Linked DNA regions of Homo sapiens: regions 1 and 2 are each linked to region 3. A link is a loop called in an ENCODE intact Hi-C map of the cell type or tissue named here. Cell type or tissue: heart right ventricle. All regions are shown on one strand.

Region 1 (5,000 bases), 80 kb before region 3:
TATGTTATACTCAGTCAAATCAAAAAAAATAATGATCATAGCTAAATAATACCACTATAAATATTTGAACTTTGTAATGGTTTTCAAAGAAGTAGTATTTAGAATGTCTCTTTAGAACTGCTAGTTTTTAGAAATTACTGTCCCTTAAGCATTTACTTTCTTTTTGGCCTTACTGTGTAAATCATGCTGCTCTTCCTCGATTTCCCAGGATCCCCAAGGCTGTGCTCTACAATGCTTGCTTTAAATAAAACTTGGTGCCAAAGAGTCTGCCGCAGCTTTCAAGTTCACCCGGACGACACTTTCCTACAATGGGTCTCTTCATACTTCACTATATCCGGATCTAGTTGATCCGCATTTTCTGCACAAAGTCTCACTTCCCAGCAATTGCAATCTGCATCTTGCATAGTTTCCTTCTATTCCCCTGGGTAGCTTGCTGCCAGGAAGGCAGAGGAGAAGAGGAGCTTTTTGATGCTAACAAGGCCTCTGTGTAGGACTCATAGCTAATGGTAAGGAGTTGAGTATGGCATTTCTCAGGGGAGCCCAGGTGAGTGAAAGTGTAAGGGCACAGCTGACAGCCATGTGCGTACCTCGCTGCTGGCCTAAAGTAGGTCCTCCAGCCTCTGAGCAGTAACCTGTTCATGGCTTACATCATGAAAAAATGAGTCAGTGCACTTGGCAACTCATGCCCTAAAATAGGTAAGGCCTGAACTCAAAAGGAAATTCTGAAAGAAAGGCATTATATGGTGACAGGTTTTTTTTTAAGTTGCCGGTGGTAGGATAAAAGCTAATGAATTATGAACATCTGTATTATTCTGCTGTCTTCCTCCTTCTGGACTTTTAGATGACTGTAAGCTCAACTTTGAGCTCAGCTAGTATTTTCTCCTGGGCATTCTGAGAAATGAGAACACATTTGCCTGCTGGGAGGCATACCCATTACTTATCAAATTAGCCCTCCTCAAGAATCTAACAGACTTGTCACTGCCTTTAGAAATCCCAGAAGGAAACACACACACACACACACACACACACACACACACACACACTACATGGTTGAAACACTCAGAAATCTCTTAATATATGTGAAGTCTTGGCCAACATACAGCAACCAAGGAGTCAAAAGTCATGTATGAGTCCTTAGGGATAATCTTTAAGCAGGCTCTTGCCACTGTCATGATTGGAATAGCAAAGGAAAAGCACCTGACCTTCTAAACAAAGAAGAAACAAATCAGTAAAGCTTAGATATTGGGACTTAATAACAAAAGATAACCTTAAGTAGCTCTCGGGATATACCAGGACTTTATTTGTGTTATCTCATTTAATCCTCATGATAATATCTTGAGGTAGACTGGTAGTATTAATATTCTCATTTTTTAAGATGAGAAAATCAAAGTGTAGGAAGCTTTAGTAACTCATTCAAGTCTCCCCTGTTAATCAGAGATGGGATGTGAATGCATGCTATCAATTACTTCTGCTTATCAGTGGTCAATGATATTTTCTATCAGGATTAGCCTACATCCAATAAATTTTGAAAGATGAAGGAAAAGATGAGCAGAAAAAAAATGCAGGAGTTCCTTATTTTTTAACAAAGTGAAGATAATACAGGGAAAGAACACAATGTCAGTCCATTTCTGTGTTATCTGGCTTACTGAGGCAAAAGGAGGTTCTGAACTCGAACCATATGAATGTTGACCCACAAAGACCAGGGTTTGTTCTTAGCTAAGTGAGTCTTTGGTTAAAGATTCTCACATAGACTCTGAGACCTTACACACATGGTATCACACTCATTCAAATGCAATTTTCCCCATTTGGCTATTTCAAGTAGTCAACACACAGAAACTGCGTTTTCCTCCTGTGTCTCCTTGGGGAGGTCAGGGAGGGGTGGTGACATCATGGGAACAGTGTCTGTCTTCTCTCCTATGACTCATCCGAGTATGTCAAAGAAATGCTGCTAATGCTAGTCCTGCAGCATGAATTATCCTATCTGCCAAGCAAACTCGTGGAAAACAGCATACTCTCTCCATCACAGCCCCAAAGAAAGGTAGAAAAGGCAGCAATGAAAAACTACTCATGCAAAACCAAAGCACAAGAGAAGTGAACTTTACTCACTTCCTCCGCTCCTCACAAAAAAGTATATATACATTTCCATTTTCATGTTGCCAGAAATAGGTAACGACGGAATTTGATTCCTCCTCTGTGCTCTCACACCACTTTGTACAAATTGCTAAATTACAATGCTTACCATATTGTCCTATAATTAGATTTTAGGTGTCTGCCTTCTCACTAGTGTAATAACTCCTTTTTTCCCTTACCATTTGTATTCCAAGCATCTGGTATCACATTTAACAAATATTTGCTAAACAAACAAATGAAAGGTTGAATAAATGGCATTTGCTCAAGGGCTCTCTCTAACTAGGACAAAAGTAATGTTCTTTTTCCTCTATTCTTTGTGACTGAAAATGGCTGACACAGTCATATTGGACGGGGGAATGGATCATGTCAATCTGGAGTATTGGGTGTCTCAGATGTTCTGGCAGTTACTGAATGAGTGTCGTATGTGTGGTTACACATGTATCTCATAGTTTCCTCTGCTTTTGTATTCTACAGAGTTTGTCTCTTCCCCACTTGTACCCACCAAGCCAGCCTATTTCATGATTGGCTCCCTTAATCACTTATTTTCTTTGAACTTAATTAGGTCAATTAAAATCCTTACTCTAAGAAGGCACTCTTCTTATTTTAAGTTGCAGGAGAGAGAGGAGGGCGGGAAACATCACTTGATATTACCCTACAGTGCATGCTATGTTCCAAGCATGATGGAGGCTGGATATTCAGCAAGACTCAGTACATCCGTGGCCCTTCCTCTTGCAGAATTTACAGTCAGTGGGAGAAAGAGAGATAAATCATAAGGCCAATCAAATGTAGTAACTATAATGACAGATGAAGCACAGGGTGCTATGGGCCACACAGGAAGGAAACCAAAGCCAATCTGGAGATCAGGAAGAGCCTCTAGACAACATACCTTTTACATTTTGACCTGAGAGATAAGTGAGACTTATCCAGGTGAAAGGAGAATGTAGGAAGGGGGAGGAGGAGACCCAGAAACTAGAGAGAACACAATATAAACAAAATACTCAAAGCTACTGAGGAGGGCTAGTGTTTAAGTGAGAAGGCAAACTCAGGCTCCAGCTATTTTCCCATTGCCCTTATCCTAAGGGCAATGGGAAGCCTTTGGAGGATTTTAACCAAGGTAGTGACATTTGGATCCGAGTTTTGGGAGAGAGACCTGGGTTGTAGGTAAAGTCACATAGATTTGGGAGTGGTATCATTAACGGGAGGTTAACTGCAACAAGTAGACCTTCAACATTTCCTTTTAGCAAGATTACTGTGGTGCCATATGGAGAATGGATTATAAAACTGTGAGACTAGATGTGTAGAAACCACTTAGGATGCTATTTCAGTAGTCCAGATGAAGATGGTAATGGTGACATTTGAAATGGAAAGAAGTGGATGGGTTCAAAAGAATACTAGACAGAATTAGCAGGCCTTGGCAATTGACCAGATGAGAGGTTGGCAAAATTTATCTGCAAAGGACTAGATAAGAAATGCTTAGCCTTTGCCAGCCATATGGTTCCTGTCACCACTACTCAACTCTGCTGTTTAGTGAGAAAGTGGACATAGACAATATATAAATGAATGAGCATGCCTGTGTCCCCATAAAAACCTATTTACAAAAAAACAGGCCATAGGCCAAATTCGACCCAAGGCTAGGGCATGCCAACTCCTGGATTAAATGAGGAGTGTGGCAATCAGAATAGTAAAAATGGCTCCCAAGTATGTGAACTCAGCGTCTGGTTGTCCGGGGCTACTATTTGCAGAGAAAGGGGCACAGGAGAAGGAGCAGGGTCAGAGGGAAGGAGGCAGTGACCAGTTTTAGACAAGCTGAGTTCAATATACCTGAAATATATCACCCAAGATGTGTCTAATAAGCAGTTAGACAGTTGGATCTCAGTTTCAGGAAAAAAGATCTGGGCTCTAGGTAAGTTGTTTTAGTTAGGGTCATCTAAAATATACTAACAGGCCACAAAAATCAGTGGCTTCAGTAATAAGTATTTCTTTCTCATATGATGACAGAACTCAGGCCAGGGCTGGGGGAGGACAGTTGTTCCAGGAGCCCATCTGATGGCAGCATCCATCCTACTCAGCCAAAAGGAGGAAAGTTCAGAGACAAGCATTTGTAGGAGGTTTCTATGGAGGGATCCGAACTTCCAGAGAGGTGACAAATGCAGTCTAGCTGTGTTTGTTTCTAGGATCAGGAGTAGACTGAATTTTGGTGAACAGCTACCAGGATCTACCACCAGAGTCAAAAATACATAGAGAGGTCAAGAAGGCATGAAAATGAATAAAAGTGATTCAGGCAACTATAAAGCATGAGACCAAGGTCAGAGCTCCAAAGAACACCAATGTTAGAAGATACACTGAAGAGGTAAAAGGAAGATCCAGCAAAGTAGAAGAATGACAAAACAAAAATAAAACGAGACTGTGTTAGATACTTAATCAATGTATGTAGAAATGTGAGTACAAATTTCATCATTAAGCACTGAGCACATCTCTGACAAGCTGACATTATTTGGTGCCTCTGATATTTAGATGAAAAATAAGCCAAATTGGATTTAAGAGAAAATGGCAAAATCAGCTTCTCGAAAAAGCCAGATTTTCATTACCATGCAGATGGACTGCTTTAGGGCTATGTGTCATAATATTCATTTTTTCCATTTACTTTTGTGTCCATAAATCAAGCTCTCTCTATAGGAGAAATGTATATTCTGCATCAAACATTTTATGTGATCTTATACACATATGAACTTAATATAAATATGAATATACATCTGTCGTTGTATACACACACTCAACACTCAAAGGATTCATTATCAAATGCATTTCTTTTTCACTTCCATTTTTTGCAATTTTCCATGCTCTCTGCTTTGCCCAAGGCTTCTTCTCCA
Region 2 (5,000 bases), 70 kb before region 3:
GAGCACATCTAGACTTCAATCTCCTGCAGTCACCAGGCCCCGCAGAGTGATATGTTCACAAAGACACACCTGATGTGAACTGCATGCTCTTCTGAGAAGGTAACCCATGATTAGCAGAATAAGCTCATATTTAAAAAAAAAAAAATGGTTCTTTACTCCATTCCCACCACACACTGCAGGGATCTAAGTAGGGGTTACCTAACCTCTCTGAGCCTTGATCTCCTCATCCATCAAAGTGCTTTAACTGACCTAATCACAGCCAGAGGGCTCACCTTGGTTCAACAAAACATATTCAGACCCATTCTCCTTTTACTTTTAAAAAAATCTAATTTTTTTTTTTTTTTTTTTTTTGGAGACAGAGTCTTGTTCTGTCACCCAGGCTGAAGTGCAGTGGCGTGATCTCAGCTTATTGCAACCTCCATCTCCCGAGTTGAAGCAATTCTCCAGCCTCAGCCTCCTGAGTAGCTGGGACTACAGGCATGCACCACCGTGCCCAGCTAATTTGTGTATTTTCAGTAGAGACGGGGTTTCGCCATGTTGGCCAGGCTAGTCTCGAACTCCTGACCTCAGATGATCGGCCCGCCTCAGCCTTCCAAAGTGCTGGGATTACAGGCGTGAGCCACCGCACCCGGCCTCATTTTTTTCTTCACTTTTTACAAAATAACAGTTTTACTGAAATATGATCCTCATACCCTAAATATTCCCCGTTTTTAAGTGTACGGTTCAGTGATTTTTAATATATTCACAGAGTTCGGCAATTATCACCATTATTTAATTCCAGAACATTTTAATCATCCTCAAAAGAAACCCCATATCCATCAGTAGTCACTCCCCATCCCCCCACTACAACCCATGATAACTACTACTCTACTTTCTGTTTCTATGAATTTGGCTATTCTAGACATTTCATATGAATGAAATTATATAATATGTAGCCTTTTGTGACTAGCTTCTTTCACTCAGCATAATGTCTTCAAAGTTCATCTATGTTGCAACATGTGTTGGTATTTCATTCCTTTTGATGCCAGAATAATATTTCATGGTATAGATATATTAATACCAGATTTTGTTTATCTATTCATCAGTTGATGGACATGTGGGTTCTTCCCACTGTTTAGCTATTATGACTGATGTTGTTATGAACATTCATGTACAGGTACTTGTATGGAAATATGTTTTCAGTTCTCTTGGATACATAGCTAAGAGATATACTGGGCCATGTGGTAACTCTACGTTTAACCTTTTCAGGAACTGCCAAATTGTTTTCCAAAGTGGTTGTGCCATTTTCTTTGCTATTTGATATATTTTGGTTCCTTCTGTGTCTGCTTTCTGGTTTTTGGGGGCTCAGCTGGGAAAGTAATTGGGATACTTCAAAAGATATTTTACACATAGTGGACAATTTTTAGCCATTATAGGTAGACACAAATACACAGTGGCTGAGCTTGGGAGCCACAGAATGTGGTGCTATAGGGCACACCGAAAGGATATCCATGCTAGTTAGCAATGATACCTGGAGTTCAGAGAACAATTTAGGAAGATCTGGGTGGGTTTTGATATGATATAGCAATAAACAACACATGGATGCACGCACTTAGACCTTTATCTCAGGTGCTTAAACTATAACCAGGACAATTCAAGACGTACGTAAATAATGACAGGACACATTTTTGAGATTCCTTTGCTTTTTTTTTTTTTTTAAGAATATATAAGAATATTTCCAGCTGGCCATATCAGAGAAGATGGTTTTGGAACAGAAACCATCTTCACTGGCTCTTGAAGGATAAAAATGTCTTAAACAAGCAGAAATGAGGAGTTGCATCTCAGGCAGAGGCAACTGTATAAAGAAAGGCACAGAGTGAAACATACAAATGAGGAGCTGGAAAAAGATACAAAAGAAATGAAACAATTAACATTGAATATGAAAGGTGATTTAGAAGGTGGAATACAAGATGACTCTACGTTTTTGGCATGGAAGATGGGATAGACCACTGTGCCATTAACAGAAAGGATGGTCAAATCTGAAGGAAGAACTAGTAGGAGCGGGAAGGAAATGAGTTCAATTTTAGACATAGATTGGGTTTAAGCTATCAGGGGAACATATGTAGGTAGGGTCCATTAAGCAAATAAAATATAGAATTGGAGCTTAAGAAATATATTTCCTAATAGAGGTCATTGCTGAAGCCTTCAGTGGGAACACAGGGAGAAGAAAAGTGGCCTGTTATAACTTACCCTCAAAGAGGAAACTCAGTCCACTGCAGAACAAAGAAGACCAGGACAAGGCCATGCAAGGGCTTGGGAAACTGACCAAATTTTAGGGCTCAACCTTGAGGAAGGGAGCTGGCTGTTCAACTACAATGTTCTGAAGGACAGTGCAAACACAGGCTTAATCAGGCCAGAGCTGATAACTAGGAAGTTTAATCTAGAAAGTCAGGCACAGCAGCAGGAATTTCCAGTCACAGGCTAGCCATATCAGGACAGATCACCTGCCACGGGATCAGGAGATGAAGGACAGAACTCAGCCTCTCCAGAACTAGCAGGACCTGGGCAAAATAGACAAGTTCCATCCAAAGGGACGGGATTCCAGAAAGACTCTAGTTCACACAAATTGGACAGATCTGATAGGCTTTGCTGGAAGGATACAGGATGGTCTGAATACGAGTAACCAGAAGTAACTCTACCTCCCCTCTGTCAACACCTGGTTTACAGGAGCAAGACTGGTTTGGGTCCCCATATGCTACTTACTGTAGATGAAGCTTCTATTGTTCCTTCTGCCCTGTTCAGGAAAGGCTCACAAACTGACTGAAGCTAAGCTTCCAGATGCTCCATCACACCAGAATCAGCATTGAGGAAGGAAAGGATAGGGCCTTGCAGTACATTCACATTTGGCAGGGCAAAGAAGGAAGAGAGAAAAAGAAGATACGGTGGTGGATACATTCAAACACTCTGTATATCAGCAGAGAGTAATGATGAAGCAGGAGAGAAGGAGATCAGAGAAAATGAAGGAGTGGACTCAAAAAAAATGGGTGAGTCATCAGGGAATCCCTTTGTGTCACTGGTTTTCACCTAAAATTTTACTTTACCATATCCAACAGTGATGCTCTATTACAAATAATGCTTTGCTTGTCATCCTGCCTTCAAAAGCCCCTTTAGTTTTCAGCAACCAATACGTAAGAATCACAACTCCTACATAAGTACCTTTTGGTAAACACATTCAATCTTGACCTGGAAGCTACAGTAAAAACAAAGAAAAGATCAATTATATAAAGTTGGAAATACAGACCTCCAAAGACCCTAACTGTTAGAGTAGCCAGCACATATCAGAAACTTTACAGAATGCCAAATCACAGCATAAATAATAAAATGTAAAACTCAGTGGTTATAAAAATAGACTGTGAGCTAAAACTTAAACAATTAAACCATATTATAGAAAGGCATCTTTTGAAAATTTAAAATACTACAATTTTAACACATATAAAAATTCACAAAAATGAAGTTTTTTTTTACCTCATATTTTATTGAGGCAAGAAGTAAAACAAACAATGATCTTAACACCATGATCAAAAATAGAAACTTTCAATCAACACTGCACTTTTCACAAAATTATAAGAGGCTGAAAACTGCAAATAGCACATGTCAAGTCTCTGCACACTTCACTAGAGATATATTTATTCAAAACTAAATGTCTCCCAACGATCTTACTCTAGAAAGAACATGAGTCATATATGCTGAGAAACTCTTCTTACAGTTTTAACCTTTTGCGGAAAAAAAGGCATAGCTTCCAGCCCATACACTAGTAAAGAGCCTGTGAAAAACAATTTCACAGTTTAAAAAGCAAGACTCTCTTTGGCACTGATATCCAACATTTCAGACAGAGAAGCAAAGAGCTCATCCCAGCTGATGACTGCCTCATAACTTGGGAAGCAATTGCATAATGACTAATTCTGGAGCTTGTGCAGATACTGGGACAAACACTGCAAACCTTGTAAAGGACAAAAAATCCCAGTGGGTGATAAATCAGCATGGTTGCTCAGGCCCTCCAAGTAGTATCATGGAAAAGTGCAGTGGCCCCTCATATCGCACTGAGGCATCAGCTAAGAAATGACTTGAGGGAAGAATGCCTCCTATGGAATCATCAACAAGTCAAACAGATCACTTCGTTTTTATACACTTCTGGTTCAGGAGTCTGATTTGGTGCTCTACAGAGGAACACACAACCCATGCTAGCAAAAAGAAGTAGAAAGAATTCTTTTCTCCTTCTAGAATGGTACCCCAGCACAATCGGGATTGCTAGAGGGCAGATATGCAACAGAGCGTTCTTAAAGTTACTCCTTTTCTGAATACTAAAGAACTTTTCTCAGGCTTTTTGAATGAGCTGAAAACCAGTTTCGAAAGATAAGATATTAAACCATTTCTATAGGGAATAAGAACACTGGAGATTATTTACTTTGCTGTAATTACTTTGGCACATAGGGAGATTAGCTTTCAAATGCTACTAGGTTTGCATACAGAGATTTCAATAATGAAGAAAAATTAGTTCATGTTTTGAATATTTAGGGCTTGAAGTATATATTACTGCTAAAGAGTGAAAACTGGTTAATACTTGTGCAGAGAAGAATAGTTACCAAAACCATTAATTGTTTTAAAGTCTGCACTTCCTTCCCCACGAACAATCACTTATTTGGCTTATTTTCTCTCTTTTTTAAAACAATACATAATAGTTGTACATATTTTTGGGGAATATGTGATATTTTGAAACATATGTACAATGTGTATGCATGTATAACACATCAGGATAACTGAGATATCCATCACCTCAAACATTTATCTTTGCTTTATGTTGGCAACATTCCAATTCTTCTATTTTGAACTATATATTAATTGTTCATTATAGTCACCCTACTGTACTACAAAACCCTTGATATTATTCCTTCTATCCAAATGTATTTTTGTACCTGTTAACAATTGTTTGTTTTTAAAAAGCATCTTGACTTTTATTAGAG
Region 3 (5,000 bases):
TAATACTATGCTCCCTGGACATACTGTGTTCTTCTGTGTCTCTGCTTTGAATGACCTCCACCTGGAGAGCCCCTTGGAGCCTAGCTTAGTTCCCTTGTCTATGAAAGGCACCCCAACTCCCTTGTCAGAATTAATCTGACACCCTGCTGTGCACCCCTCTAATGCTTGGTAATTATTTGCTTCCTAATGCTGATCACACACTGTTAGTTATCTATAGCTATCCATTCCTCGAGTAGCTTAAGTGCTCCTCCAGGGCAGGGACATGTCATCTTTGTATATTCAGAGCTGCAGTAACATTAGGAAGCACTCAGTAAACACTTACGAAATAAACAATGAATCAATGAAGGAATGAATGACAAACTGACTTCACCAACTTTCAATTTCATCACCTTTATAACTCGGAAAATAATCATTACCCAGTTCGTTCAGAAATCATAGTGATCCAAAGATGCAATGATGCTTTTCACATCGTTAGGTAATGATTATAATAAAGATAGTAATGTTAAAAAGTCATAACATACAAATAGAGTATGATGTCTTCACATACAGTCTGCCTATACTCAATTTCAGTATCTTTCTTCTCATAAAAAGAAATTTAAATTTTAGCAAAAGGAGAGACTTCATTGTCCAAAAAGTGTTCTTATGACACTAAAACTAAATCTCTAAAAGACAAAAGAATCATTAGTCATTTTATATGTGCTTCTCCTTCCATTGATTAGCTGCATTTTTCCGCTTGGACATGTGGCTAGACACAGATTCTACTCTGTGATATGCACTGGACACTGCATATTCCACTCCCGTGTTGCCACCTCAAAACATTCTAAAAGCAAAATTGCATTTATCTGGAAAAACAGGTCCCTGATGCACTAAAGGACTGAGGCAACCCTTTGAAGAAAGGGACTGAGGGATCCTGAAGGTGCACAGGAGCAGTGATAATGGTCTCATATTTCAACTGTAGGTAACTGCGGACTGTATGTTAAACATTTTCCTCTAAAGACCTACGTTCTTTCTAACCAAAACACTTTCTTGTCACAGAGAGAGAAAGAATTATCTTATTTGATTAAGGCTACTGCTGTAACAATAAATCCCAACACAGTTCATTCACTTGAGGAAGCATAGTATCCTAGCCACGCACTCAAGCCAAAGCACCACAATCGTCCCAGCCTCCGGGACAATGGGGTAGCACACTGCTATAGCTCAACTGTAGAAAGGTAAACTTTGGAGCACTGAAGTCTAAAAATGTATTCAGGGAACGGTTATGAGCTTGTATTTCATGATTATTTTAAGGTGACAAATAATTAAAATTATATTCAAGTCCCAATGTTCCCATTGCTCAGAAGAGTAAAATAGACTTGGTTTCTAAATTTGTAGACACAGACAAGGTCAAGCTACGGACAGTCAAAAACCATCCAAAAAAATTAAACTAATTTCATCATGGAACAGAAGAATGGGAATTGAGAATTCTCACTAAAAGGATGAAAAGGATATCCCAGCTGCAAGTTATCATAAGCTAGTTGGCCCATCATCTGCCCGGCTGCAGCTGTATCCAACTCTCAGCTCACCCAAAGAGATTCACGCTCTCATGGTGCCAAAATGAATGTCTCTCTTAAAAAAAAAAAAATTGCCCAATTGAAAATAACTCTCTAATCTGCATCCTTTCAATAGAACTGAAGTGCACTTCACCAACACAGAGCACAGGCATCTTGAATTAGCAGAGAACTATTTTTAACACATGAAGGATACGATATGAAATTAGTTTCACGGGGAATGAGAACCTTGGAGATTATTTACTTTGCCTTAATTACTCTGACTCACCATTAATTTAGCTTTCCTAGGGCACTAAATATTTCACGCTAAGATTTTCAGTATAAAGAGACAGGAGCAAAAATTTGGAGCACTGGAAGTTTGCAGTGGCATCTTCAACAATGAAACACAGATGTCCCCATTGGGCACTGAAGGCCATTCAAGTATGCACTGTTCAATGACATTTTTAGTTACTGTTTCTGTGTTGTTTTTAACCTTGGGATCAGAACCTGTGCCCTGAAGTATGCAGGGAGCCAAACTTTATGCAGCTTCTGTTTTACTCCTCAGCCAACAATATCACCAGTGTTCACAGCTACTCCCAGCAACTGCCAAATAGGGCAGGCAGCAATTGCCTCACGCCAAGGAGGGAAAAGTTTAGACTGTGCTTTAAAAGGAAGTTTCTAACAATCAGTGCAATTGGGCAATGAAGTCAATTCCCAATAAAGGTGACTAAGGAGACAGTACAGCAGATATGCTGTAATGGGTTCATTAGAGCATCAGTGGGAAATAATGCACTCAGCTTCCACCAAAGCACTTACAGTGAGCAGGGTCTGTCATACACAGCTGGGCACTTGCCAAAGCCCTCTACTCTCCCCCATGGCTCTTAATCAGTTGTCCACTGGCAGACACCACAAACATGGGCAGTGCATAGCAGCCGGCAGGAGCCTGAGGGGAGCAATACACTGGATGCCAGATGCAATACCAGACTCACTAGGACCACTCAATCTGTCAGTGCCCTCCAGCTCCACCTGGCACTCAGCAATTAGAGATGAGGAGGAGGGAGAGAGACTAAGAGAGTCGGGGGGGAGCGGAGGGGGGCTTCTTTTAGTGGATGCCCACAAAGAACTGTTCCATATTCTAAATGTCAAATGAACTGGTTCTGTATTACATAACTCCATTCCAGTGAGCTTAAGCCATATTTTTCCCCACTAAGTACTCTACAACCTAACATTTTCCTTCTTACATACATACATTTTTACTCTGATAAAGTTGTGCTTTCATTTATGTTGTGCTTTTCCTCCTTTTTGATTACTGTTTAATTGTTCTATATCCTTCTAGCATTCTGAACCCAAAAAACCATAGCAGACAAGTTCAGACATCTCCAAATCTTCACCAATCAAATTTTCTGTAATGAACATATGCTTCCATAGTAAACATTTCTAGGCTGAGTGTGTTGGCTCATGTCTATAATCCCAGCATTTTGAGAGGCTGAGTCAGGAGGATCACTTGAGGCCAGGAGTTTAAGACCAGCCTGGGCAACATAGTGAGATCCTGTCTCTGCAACAAAACACAACAAAACAAAACAAATTTTAAAACTACCCAGGCATGGTGGCACATGCCTTGCAGTCTTAGCTACTTGGGTAGCTGAGATGGAGATCACTTGAGCCCAGGAGTTCGAGGTTACAGTGAGCTATGATCATGCCACTGCACTCCAGACTGGGCAACAAAGCAAGATACTGTCTCTTAAAACATAAATAAATATTTAATTTGACAATAATAAGTACTAACATTTCTTTAGCATATTTACAGCTTTAAAACATACATACACCATATTACTTTATCTCATCTATTTTTACCACTTGGCCTCTTTCCATGTTTCTCATGCTCATGAATACTCCCAACTAGCAGTCACTTTTCACAAGTAAGCCTGTTCACTTTGTCATTGTCAATCCGATTTCCTCGTTGTCTGCCTAGGTCACAAACCTTACTTGGGCCATTTACACTTTCAGTCACTTATCATTTACAATTATTAGGTGAATCTCTCCAATGCCATATCTCAATTTCAATACTTAACACTGTGTTGCTTATTTTCTAGTATCAGTGAAAATAAAATAAACAAATTGCTATTAGTTAATTTCTATTTGAGGAGAGAAGAAGCAACATGGTGAACAATGTGGTAAAGGAAGGTGTTCAGAACTCTTGCTGCTTCTATTTACCAGCTATCACAGTGGGCAAGTTGCTTAATCTATGTTTTGGCTTCCTCTTATTGTCATTAGAAAGGCTGCCATGAGGATTGAATAGGATGACATATGCAACTGTGCCTGAAGATACTCAAAAGACATTACCCATAACACTGAATCTTCTGCTAGGTTTCTAAATGCCCTCTCCTTCACATTAATAAAGGCTACTATAGCGAATAGCACCCCTCTGCCACTGGGTCCCCACAAGTGTGCCACCCTAATGAGCTTCCCCATTCACTTCCTCAAAAGGATGACCAAGGCACACTAAGTGTTGCCACCCAGAAATCACTGATTTCTAAGTTAATTTTTTTTTTTACTAAATTCAACTGCAAGAATTTCAGAAAAACTACAGTTGAGAGCAGAGAGTAAGTGCATAGATGGCCATTAGCTCCAAGCACTTTCAATTATGCTTCACTGGTCTTTACATCCTATACTGGAATGGAGAAGGAGATAGTAACAGACTGACTGCAGAGCAAGCATGTATTGACAGCAAGATACAGGTGGCCACTCAGGGGCTCCCAAATAGTCTATCTCTAGGCCATCACCCACCAAGCACTAGGCTTATGGCTGGTAGAATACATTCCTCTCCATCCCTTTCTCTTTGCCTTCCTCGTGAAACACTTAAAAACCACAGGAGCTTTGATTAACCTCAAATGATGTCAGTTCCAATTTGTCATGCTCAGAGAAATTGTGACACCTGAAATTCTGCTTTAATTCTGAAGCCTCCACTTAAAGGTTCAGAGACTTAAAAACAAAAGCTCACAACAGGCAGTTGAGGGATATCAACGCCTAACTGGCAATAGTGTAGTTTCATGGCTTAGATGGCTTATGTAAAATGCAAAAGGAGCGTATCTTTTGATCCAGCAATTTCTCTAATAAGAATTTACCCAAATGAGATAATTGCCCAAGTGTAGAATGGTATACATGCAAGTATGCTTAGAGCAGCAATGAATTTTAGAATGAAAAATTGGAAACAAATGTCTATCAGTAAATCTAGAGTAAACTCTAACAAACACCATTAGCTGCCTAGTCAGTGAGGCATTTCCGCTTCTTCTTTAACAAAACTCTTAGTTTCCAATTCATGAAGTTTGGACGAAGTTAGCATATGCTTCTACCCAGATCTGAGACAATGAGAAAATGGCATTCCCCCTGGTCACATGACCTACAATGGTGTAAGTAGAAGGAGTAAAAGAAGAGAAGCTCTTTTTCTCTGGAAAGTTAATGTGCTCCTAGAGA

The links. A loop is a pair of places that touch in the nucleus more often than their neighbours do. Peaks named below come from ENCODE experiments on the same cell type or tissue, not always from the same donor. Only the 100,000 strongest peaks of a DNase experiment are listed, where the experiment ranks them.
Region 1: it touches region 3 in a loop (3-fold over the local background); 9 of 110 quality-filtered maps call a loop at or near these places.
Region 2: it touches region 3 in a loop (3.0-fold over the local background); 9 of 110 quality-filtered maps call a loop at or near these places.

What each region holds. Positions count from the first base shown.
Region 1 is chr13:43,684,871-43,689,870 of GRCh38, forward strand. The region is part of intron 1 of ENOX1 (ecto-NOX disulfide-thiol exchanger 1); the gene reads right to left. Among named protein-coding and RNA genes, the nearest start is that of ENOX1, 100 kb to the right of the region's middle. In heart right ventricle, no CTCF peak of the experiment used is centred here; a DNase peak (open chromatin) is centred at 1,891; H3K27ac peaks cover 4,147 bases.
Region 2 is chr13:43,695,114-43,700,113 of GRCh38, forward strand. All of the region lies in intron 1 of ENOX1 (ecto-NOX disulfide-thiol exchanger 1), which reads right to left. Among named protein-coding and RNA genes, the nearest start is that of ENOX1, 89 kb to the right of the region's middle. In heart right ventricle, no CTCF peak of the experiment used is centred here; no DNase peak of the experiment used is centred here; H3K27ac peaks cover 2,625 bases.
Region 3 is chr13:43,765,354-43,770,353 of GRCh38, forward strand. The region is part of intron 1 of ENOX1 (ecto-NOX disulfide-thiol exchanger 1); the gene reads right to left. Among named protein-coding and RNA genes, the nearest start is that of ENOX1, 19 kb to the right of the region's middle. In heart right ventricle, no CTCF peak of the experiment used is centred here; DNase peaks (open chromatin) are centred at 1,536, 2,143 and 2,458; H3K27ac peaks cover 2,613 bases.